Regions from separate parts of the Homo sapiens genome. Here region 1 is linked to region 2. A link is a contact called in ENCODE Hi-C or POLR2A ChIA-PET data. All regions are on one chromosome and are shown on one strand. Each heading gives the region's core, a stretch centred on a gene start or an enhancer-like site at or near the end of the contact. The rest is flanking DNA. Distances are from core to core; before and after follow the strand shown.

Region 1 (3,869 bases), core at 175-2,674, 130 kb after region 2:
AGTTGTTGCCGATTTTGAATGTGGCCTGGACCAGCTCAGCTGTTGGAGGCACTGGAAGCTTTCTTTGGACGGTCCACCTGGAGGGACAGGTGACTGGAACGCCGCCATGGAGAGACGCAGGCTCCCCCCACCTGGGAGGAGTGCGTCACGCGGTGTTTCCACCTGTTTGGAGCATGTCCGACCTGCCGGGAACTCAGAGCTTAGTAACATTCAGAAGACTCAGCTCAAACGAACCGACACGCACGGGGAAGACCCGGGGGCCGAGGGTCTTTCCTGACAGTGGCCTTGCCCCTCCCGGTTTTTATCTTTCTTGAACCCACTCTTTCCACATGGACACTGTGGCGCCCTCTCACCCCCGCCTCCCTCAATCTCCCCCTCCTTCAAGACTCACGCCAGACTCGTCCAGGCTCCGGCCTCCGTCACCTTCACAGAGGCTGCCCAGTCGCAGCTGAAGTCAGTGATTCTGAACTGTTTTGAACAGGAGGAGCCATGCTACTTACTTAAGAAAAGTTACCATTGCTTGCTTTTTCTCAGTTCAAAAGTAATTCATGCTAGCCATAGAAAATTCAAAAAATACAGGTGGAAGGAAAAAAACTAAATAACCTGCATCCAGGCAGAGCAGCTGAGGTGGAGTCGCTGCCAGTGTGGACTGAGGAGCCCGTGCCTGGCTCAGCCCTGCCCTGCCTCACTCCTTCCTGGCTCCAGTGGGCTCGGCCCTGCCCTGCCTCACTCCTTCCCGGCTCCAATGGGCTCAGCCCTGCCTTTCCTCACCCCTTCCCAGCTCCACTGGGCTCAGCCCTGCCCTGCCTCACCCCTCCTGGTCTGAAGCTTAGGAAGGAATGGCTGTCATATCGGAAACTATTCCTTCACAGCAGATGAACGCACAATGTCTGTGTATTGGGTGTTTGCTTCTCAGGCATCTGCTGGCCTACAGGCTCTGCTGGGGGTTCCAGACTACAGGGGTGTGGGTCTGACCCCCTGTCTCTCATCTTCCTTGCACTAATCAGCAAACTGGGGATGTTCTTCTCATAGCAGCAGCAGAGGCACACGAAAGCCGGGCCTCACACACAAGCAAATTTGGAGCCTCCCCCGCCTCTTGCTCCCCAACCTCCTGCTGGCCATGCTGAGTTCACAGGCTTGGGCCCAAAGTCCCAGGTAGGGAAGAGCACCCAGCCTCTATGGGAGCACTGCAGAGACCTTGGCAATACGGAGAGAGTGGCCAGTACTGCAGTCTGTTCTTCCTGGAATAAGGGTGTCATTGTCCTGAGTGGGACAAACTGAAGAAGGGAGGAGGGCAGAGGAGGGCAGAGGAGGGCGAGGGCCTTGCAGCCGCTCCGTCAGGGATGAGGCTGTGCACAGGCGAGGAAACCAAGCATCTCCAAAAGTTCCAGGCTGTGGTTGCAACAGTAATTGGGACTTGGCAGAGGCCATCGGAGGTAAACAAACTCTAGTCCCTACACGTCAGAGCAGCACAGCAGCAGGCCAGCAAAAACTGGGGAGCCAGGCCGGCCAATAGTAACAAGACTTGGGGTGGGCAAAGGAAATGGAAGCAGGCGATTAAGAAGTTCACCCAGGAAGCTGAGATGAGAGAGAGAACCACAGATGGCCATGCAGGGTTGCAGGTATTACAGTCGGCTGGACGTGAAGACCACCTGTGAGATAGCTCCTCCTGCGGACTAGACTCACACCAGTGGGAATCTGAGTTCTTCCGACGTGGGACCTAAACTGAATTGAGACATTCTGGTGGGTTTATTCACACTTTCTAATGAAAACCTCCTCTTGCCAATAAAGTCAGCACTTCAAGGCCCACAAGTGTTCTTATAAACAAAACGAAACTTGCATAGATAAAGCCAAACTTGGCAAGAGTTGGGAATGCTCAAGGCCTGTGGTTTAAATCACATTAGTGGTAAGAGGTCTCTGTTTAATCGAGTGTACACTAATGGAACACCAGGTCCTCTTAAAAAAAAAAAGCATTCATTAAATGCAATTTTCTGAGAAGTGGACTATGTACTTTTGCCTATCATTGAGTCTGATATACTATTCATTTTTAAGACCTACCGAACAGGCAAAAAATATGTTGCCAATTAAAATGTGAGCAATATTTTCTCATCTCTTAGAATTCCTATTTTATGCTTACTAGGAGCACTTTTTCAGGCTTATGTAGACATAGATGTTGTTTATGGAGAGCATCGATGTAGAGTGAGATGCACAGACGGCCGTGCACGGTGGGAGGAGCTTTGCCCAGTGCTGGTGCTCAGGAAACCCAAGCACCTGTGGAAGTAGACAGCACATCCATCCCGGGACAGCCCCCCAGAGCCATCTCCCAGTTGATGCCCCCTCACTCTTGGAAGCAACTGCTCTTTTGATTCCAATCACCATACATTACATTTTTTTAAAAACAAGGCATCCCTCTGTTGCCCAGGTTGGAGTGCAGTGGTGTGATCACAGCTCACTGCAGCCTTGGTTACCCAGGCTCAAGTGATCTTCCCATCTCAGCCTCCAGAGTAGCTGGAACTACACGAGGGCGCCACCACACACAGTGAATTTTTGTGTTTTTTTGCAGTCACGGGGTTTTGCTATGTTGCCCAGGCTGACATCAAACCCCTGGGCTTATGCGATCCTCCTGCCTTGACCTCCCAAAGGGCTGGGATTACAGGTGTGAGCTGCTGTGCCCAGCCTACATTACTTTGGTCTGTTCTGGAGTTTCATGTAAATGGAATCAAGCATAAGTACCCCTTTGTTCCTGTCTTTTTTTCGATCCAGTAATGGTTTTGAGCTTCATCCTCACTGCGTGCATTACCCATTCATTCTCTGCAATTTACATGCATGATTGTAGACTGTATGCAGATACCACAGCTTATTTCTGCATTTTCAAATTAATGGATATTTTGTTTTTCTCTTTAGGTTGGGGCTACTACAAATAAAGATACCAGGTACTAGTCATTGTACTAGTCATTCGTGAGTGCATGTTTTCATGATGCTGGGGATAAATACCTGAGAGTAGGTTTCCAGAGTAGCCCCAGCATTTCACACTCACAGGAGGAATGTCCGAGGCCTCCCACTGCTCCTCAGCTCAGCTGGCCTGTGGGGTGGGGTTTCTGGTTTGGGTTGTTCTAGCAGGCATGTGGTGCTGCCTCATGGTGATGTTTTACCTGCATTGTCATGATGACGGATGATGTTGGACAGTTTCTTTCAAATACTTATTTTTCAGTCACACATCTTTCATTTTGTCATGTCTGTTTTCACCTTTGTTAAATTTGGATAAGGCTGTTCACCTTTGGTGTTGATTTGCAGACGTTGTTTATAGCACCTGGAGTCTTTGTCAGCTGTGTATATTAGGGATCTCTTCTCCCAGTCTGTGGCTTGCCTTTTCGTTTTCTTAATGGTCTCTTTTGGTGAGGTAAGTTCTAAATTTTAATGAAGTCCACTTTTTTTTGTCTTTTGTGCTTAGTGCTTTCTGCATCTGCCCTAGAGATCTTTGTCTAACCCAATATCTCAATAATAGTCTCCATATTTTCTTTTAGAGTCTTTATATTTTTAGCTTTTATGTTTAGATCTCTAATTTATCTCAAATAAATTTGTGTGTGTGGTGAGTTAGGCTTTTCCATCTTTAACTGTCATGTAGATATCTCATTGTTGTAGAATTATTTGTTGAGAAGGCTTCCCTTTCTTATTGAATTGTTTTGGTGCCTCATCAAATATCAATTGAACATATACATATATTTTTAAATTTACTTATAAGCTTTTTATTCTTTTCCAGTCATCTACTTAGCTGTCCTTTTTCCACTAACATCTAGTCTAGATTACTGGCTTTATAATGATTTTTCAAGTAAGGTAATATTAGTCCCCCAGTGTGGCTCTTTCGGAAG
Region 2 (3,740 bases), core at 450-2,949:
AGCTTTCCCTCCCTCCCTCGGGTCGCCCCTGCCTGCAGCCGGGGTCTTGGAAATCATCAGTAAAATGCTAAATTGAACTCCCGAGTACATGTAACTGGAAATGTTACTCTAAAAGCTTACACTCATCCAATAATTGACACTTTGTGAAGAACGTTGTCCCATGAGCTCTGAATAGTCATAAGAGCATGTTTTCTGCCTCATTCTGCCACATGCGAAGGCTATTTTCTGGAAACATGGACGCCTTCTCCAGAAACAGGATGAAAGCATCTGAAACATGGGATTAAGGTGCCTGTAAGAATAAAAAACCCACTTTACACTCTGTACCCTTCTCTCCTAAAACATGACAGAGCCCTCTCTCTGTGCCCTGCAGACATGATCTCCTGTGTCCTCACAGAATCCCTGCCAGGCAGCTCGCGCTCTCTCTCTGTCTCTCTCTGTCTCTGTCTCTCTCTCTCTCTCTCTCTCTCTCTCTCCCTCCCTCTCTGGGTGTATATTTTCTAGGTTTTTGTAAACATCTTAGGCTAAGGAAACTGAGCAATCTCTCTGACCTGAACATACACGTCCGTTAAGTTCTTTCTTTTTAGGATACGCAGATCTGTGAGTATGCTAATCAGTTCTTCATTCTTAAAAGATTTCTCTTTTGGAGAGAGTTGCCAAAGATAGATCTTTCTTTTCATTTAGAGATAAAACCCAGGTGGAGTCATAACTTCTTTTTTTGTACTCTTGGCATCTCTCCCACCACCTACACCCTGCTGGAAACATCCAGGTGCAATCACCCAGCTGGTGTGAGGGGAAGCCCCTGTCCTTTTTTGGAAGAGGTGGAAGAGGTTGTCTCCCAGGTTCCCTGGTTCCAAGAATCCACCACAGGAGGGAGCCCCAGAATGGCTGAGCTCTGTCTTTTAGGGGAGGGTCGCATGGTGGGGTCTGGGGTTACCACCACCAGCAAAGTTTCTGCCACCTTGCCTGCAAAAATACCCCACGGGCCTGCTGCCCCAAGTGAGTTCAACTTTCCAGCTTTAAAGAATTGGCTCATGATGCAGAATGCTAAATTAGGGAATTAAAAAGCAGGGACATTTTAGCTTGATGTTTCTACTGTCTTTATTTAGAAGTCTGGGATATGCATGTTACATTCAGGATTACTACCCACATATCAGATAAGAGTATCATGTTATTGAAGCAGAATTTTGGTTTTAAAATAACCAGAGTAAGCAGGGGGAGTGTGAGGCGGGCTGCCTGCCTGGGGCCTGGACTGGCTAAATAGGGTGCTATTTTCTTTTTGCTGTGAGGTCAGTCCACTTTGTGAGTCGGGTTTTATTCAAAGCAATCGCTTAACTTATTTTATTTGCTAAATGAATATTATATTTCAGTGTTCTCCAGTAATAGGATTCTCAGACATGTGATTTTCATGAGGGATTTTAACCCAAAAGAACAATAAGTGCAGCAAATCAAAATTTCTGTGCTCAGATATTCAAAACACCACTTGCATTTTTTTGTACCCCAAAATCTGAAGGAAATTTTGAAAAATCATTAGCAGCTGTCATTTAGATTTGTACACCATTCCTAGTCCCTTCCCTCATTTCTACTACCTTTTAATTTCGTTTTGTTTTGTTAAATTCCAAACATATCTGTAGGTTGTCTGGCCAACTTTATTCTAGAAGGCAGCAGGAAGGAGGGCAGCCCGCCAGGCCGAGGCTTTTGTCCTGCTCTGCTCCTGGAGGCTGACACGAGGCTGACTCCCAGGCCACACTCTGTCAATTTCTGGGGCTTCCTCTGGGCTCCACGCAGGACCCCCTTCTCCCAGTGGCTCTGACAGCAGGGGCAGGACGCCCTCCTCCCAGTGGCTCTGACAGCAGGGCCGGGGGCATAGTTCCCTGGAAGTCGGTCTTGGGAGGACACAGCCTCTGTTTCTGCACCAGAGTCCCCAGGGCCTTGGCCGGACACTCAGGGCAATCTGCCCTGAGGAATTCAGGGCAGTGTGGCTTGAATCTGCTGTCCGACGCAGGCAGGTGCAGGCTGTTCTAGAGTGTGCTCAGGGTGGCCTGACAAATGCGGGCGGGGGTGGGGGAGGAACTCGGGACCCAGGGCTGTGCCCCAAGAGGGTGTGGGGCAGCCAGGGGGTGTGGTGGCCTCAAGGCTCCGTCACCCTGCGGCCCTGTCATTTCGGGCTGTGCCTTTGTCTCCGGGTCTCCTCCTCACTCTTCTCAGTCTACCCTGGAGTTCAACAAAAAGGAGAAAAGAATTTCCCTGGCAAAGCCAAGTGGAGAGTTAGAGGCTAGGCTCTCTCTTTCTCTCTGTCTCTGTGTGTCTCTCAGTTCTGTCTCTCAGTTTCTGCCATTCTCTCGCTCTCTTTTTTGTCTCTCTGTCTCTCTCTGTCTCTTTGTCTCTCTCTGTACCTGTCTCTCTGATTCTCTCAGTCTCTGCCATTTGCTCTCTCTCTTTCTGTCTGTCTCTGTTTCTTCCTGTCTCTGTCTCTTTGTCTCTCTCTGTCTCTTTCTCTCTGTCTCTTCCTGTCTCTTTCTGTCTCTGTCTCTCTAATTCTGTCTATTGATCTCTGCCATTCTACATACTACATCTCTGTCTATCTCTGTCTCTCTGTCTCCCTCTTTCTCTGTCTCTCTGATTCTATCTCTTGGTCTCTGTCATTCTCCATCTCTGTCCTCTATCTCTCTCCGTCTCTCTGTTTGTCTCTCATTCTTTCTCTGGATCTCTGCCATTCTCCATCTCTGTCTCTCTATCTCTCTTTCTCTCTGTCTTCCTCTCTCTCTGTCTCTCTGATTCTATCTTTGGTCTCTGCCATTCTCCCTCTCTGTTTTGTCTATCTTTCTTTGCCCCTCTATTTCTGTCTCGATCTCTCTCTGTCCTTGTCTCTGTGTGTCTTCTTTCTGTCCATCTCTGTACTATCTCTGTGTCTCTCTTACTCTATTCATCTATTTCCCTATCTTTATTCATCTCTCTGTCTCTGTTCTCCCAGGCTCCACCCAGTCCATGATGCCTGCAGGGGGTCACTCTGTGTCCTCCTGTGACTCTGCCCTGTGGCCGTCTCTCCTGTTGGGCTGCCTCTGGGCTCTGTGTGTCCCGGCTCCCCCAGGAAGGATGAGGAGGCCCAAGGGCTCTGTGGCTCTGAGAGCTGAGGCATCGCTGAAGTGTTTGTGAAGAAGAATTGAACTAACCTAGAACTAACCTCAGCCGAAATCTAACTGGGCTTTTTTTTTTGGTCACACATTTTCTTCACCCTTTCTTCTTTAGATGCTTTCTGGGTTTTCCAGGTTCATTCAGAACTGAAAATAGCCCCTCGTAACTTCACAGCACGAAACCCAGAGCTCTCAGGACACGTGCCCCCAACTCATCTCCCCATCCTGGGTAGGGCCAGACTGCGGCTCTGACAGGTTCTGCAGATGGGAGGCACCTGGGCAGTGAGACCAGGTGTTTGCAGGTAGACCGTTTGCCCTTCAGCCGGTGCTTGATCAGATTGTTCTTGGGATTTTCTAAACACACATTCTGGGGAACAGAGGAGGCTTTGATGAAGAAAGGGAAAAGAAAACCCACTAAAATATGTGAAAAAAATCATACCACAGCACTCCGGGTGTGTCTTGATTTGGAGGTGAGCTTACAACTTCTCCATGGGACGCATCCTGAAGCTACACCTGTACTGGCCATGTGCTGAAGACGCTGCTGGGGACAGGTTGTGCGTGGCCAGTGTTCCAGCAGATGCTACAGGTGCACATCCTGTGGCCGGGGTC

The links. Hi-C counts contacts between places; a loop is a spot of excess contacts on that map. ChIA-PET counts read pairs that join two places held with the same protein, here RNA polymerase II (POLR2A).
Region 1: a map of ascending aorta shows a loop between it and region 2 (2.0-fold over the local background). The contact joins two enhancer-like sites. A Hi-C loop is called at or near these places in 1 of 168 maps with a recorded cell type or tissue (ascending aorta). POLR2A ChIA-PET finds 5 or more read pairs at or near these places in 1 of 52 experiments (activated T-cell).

The regions. Positions count from the first base shown.
Region 1 is chr6:168,582,581-168,586,449 of GRCh38, forward strand. The region is part of intron 7 of SMOC2 (SPARC related modular calcium binding 2); the gene reads left to right. Among named protein-coding and RNA genes, the nearest start is that of SMOC2, 140 kb to the left of the region's middle. Within about 2 kb of position 1,425, at least 2 of the 41 ENCODE cell types and tissues checked have a DNase peak (open chromatin) inside an H3K27ac peak, as active enhancers do; they include ascending aorta, where a contact is called at or near this core.
Region 2 is chr6:168,451,157-168,454,896 of GRCh38, forward strand. All of the region lies in intron 1 of SMOC2 (SPARC related modular calcium binding 2), which reads left to right. Among named protein-coding and RNA genes, the nearest start is that of SMOC2, 12 kb to the left of the region's middle. RefSeq lists an enhancer at 3,533-3,740. Within about 2 kb of position 1,700, at least 8 of the 41 ENCODE cell types and tissues checked have a DNase peak (open chromatin) inside an H3K27ac peak, as active enhancers do; they include ascending aorta, where a contact is called at or near this core.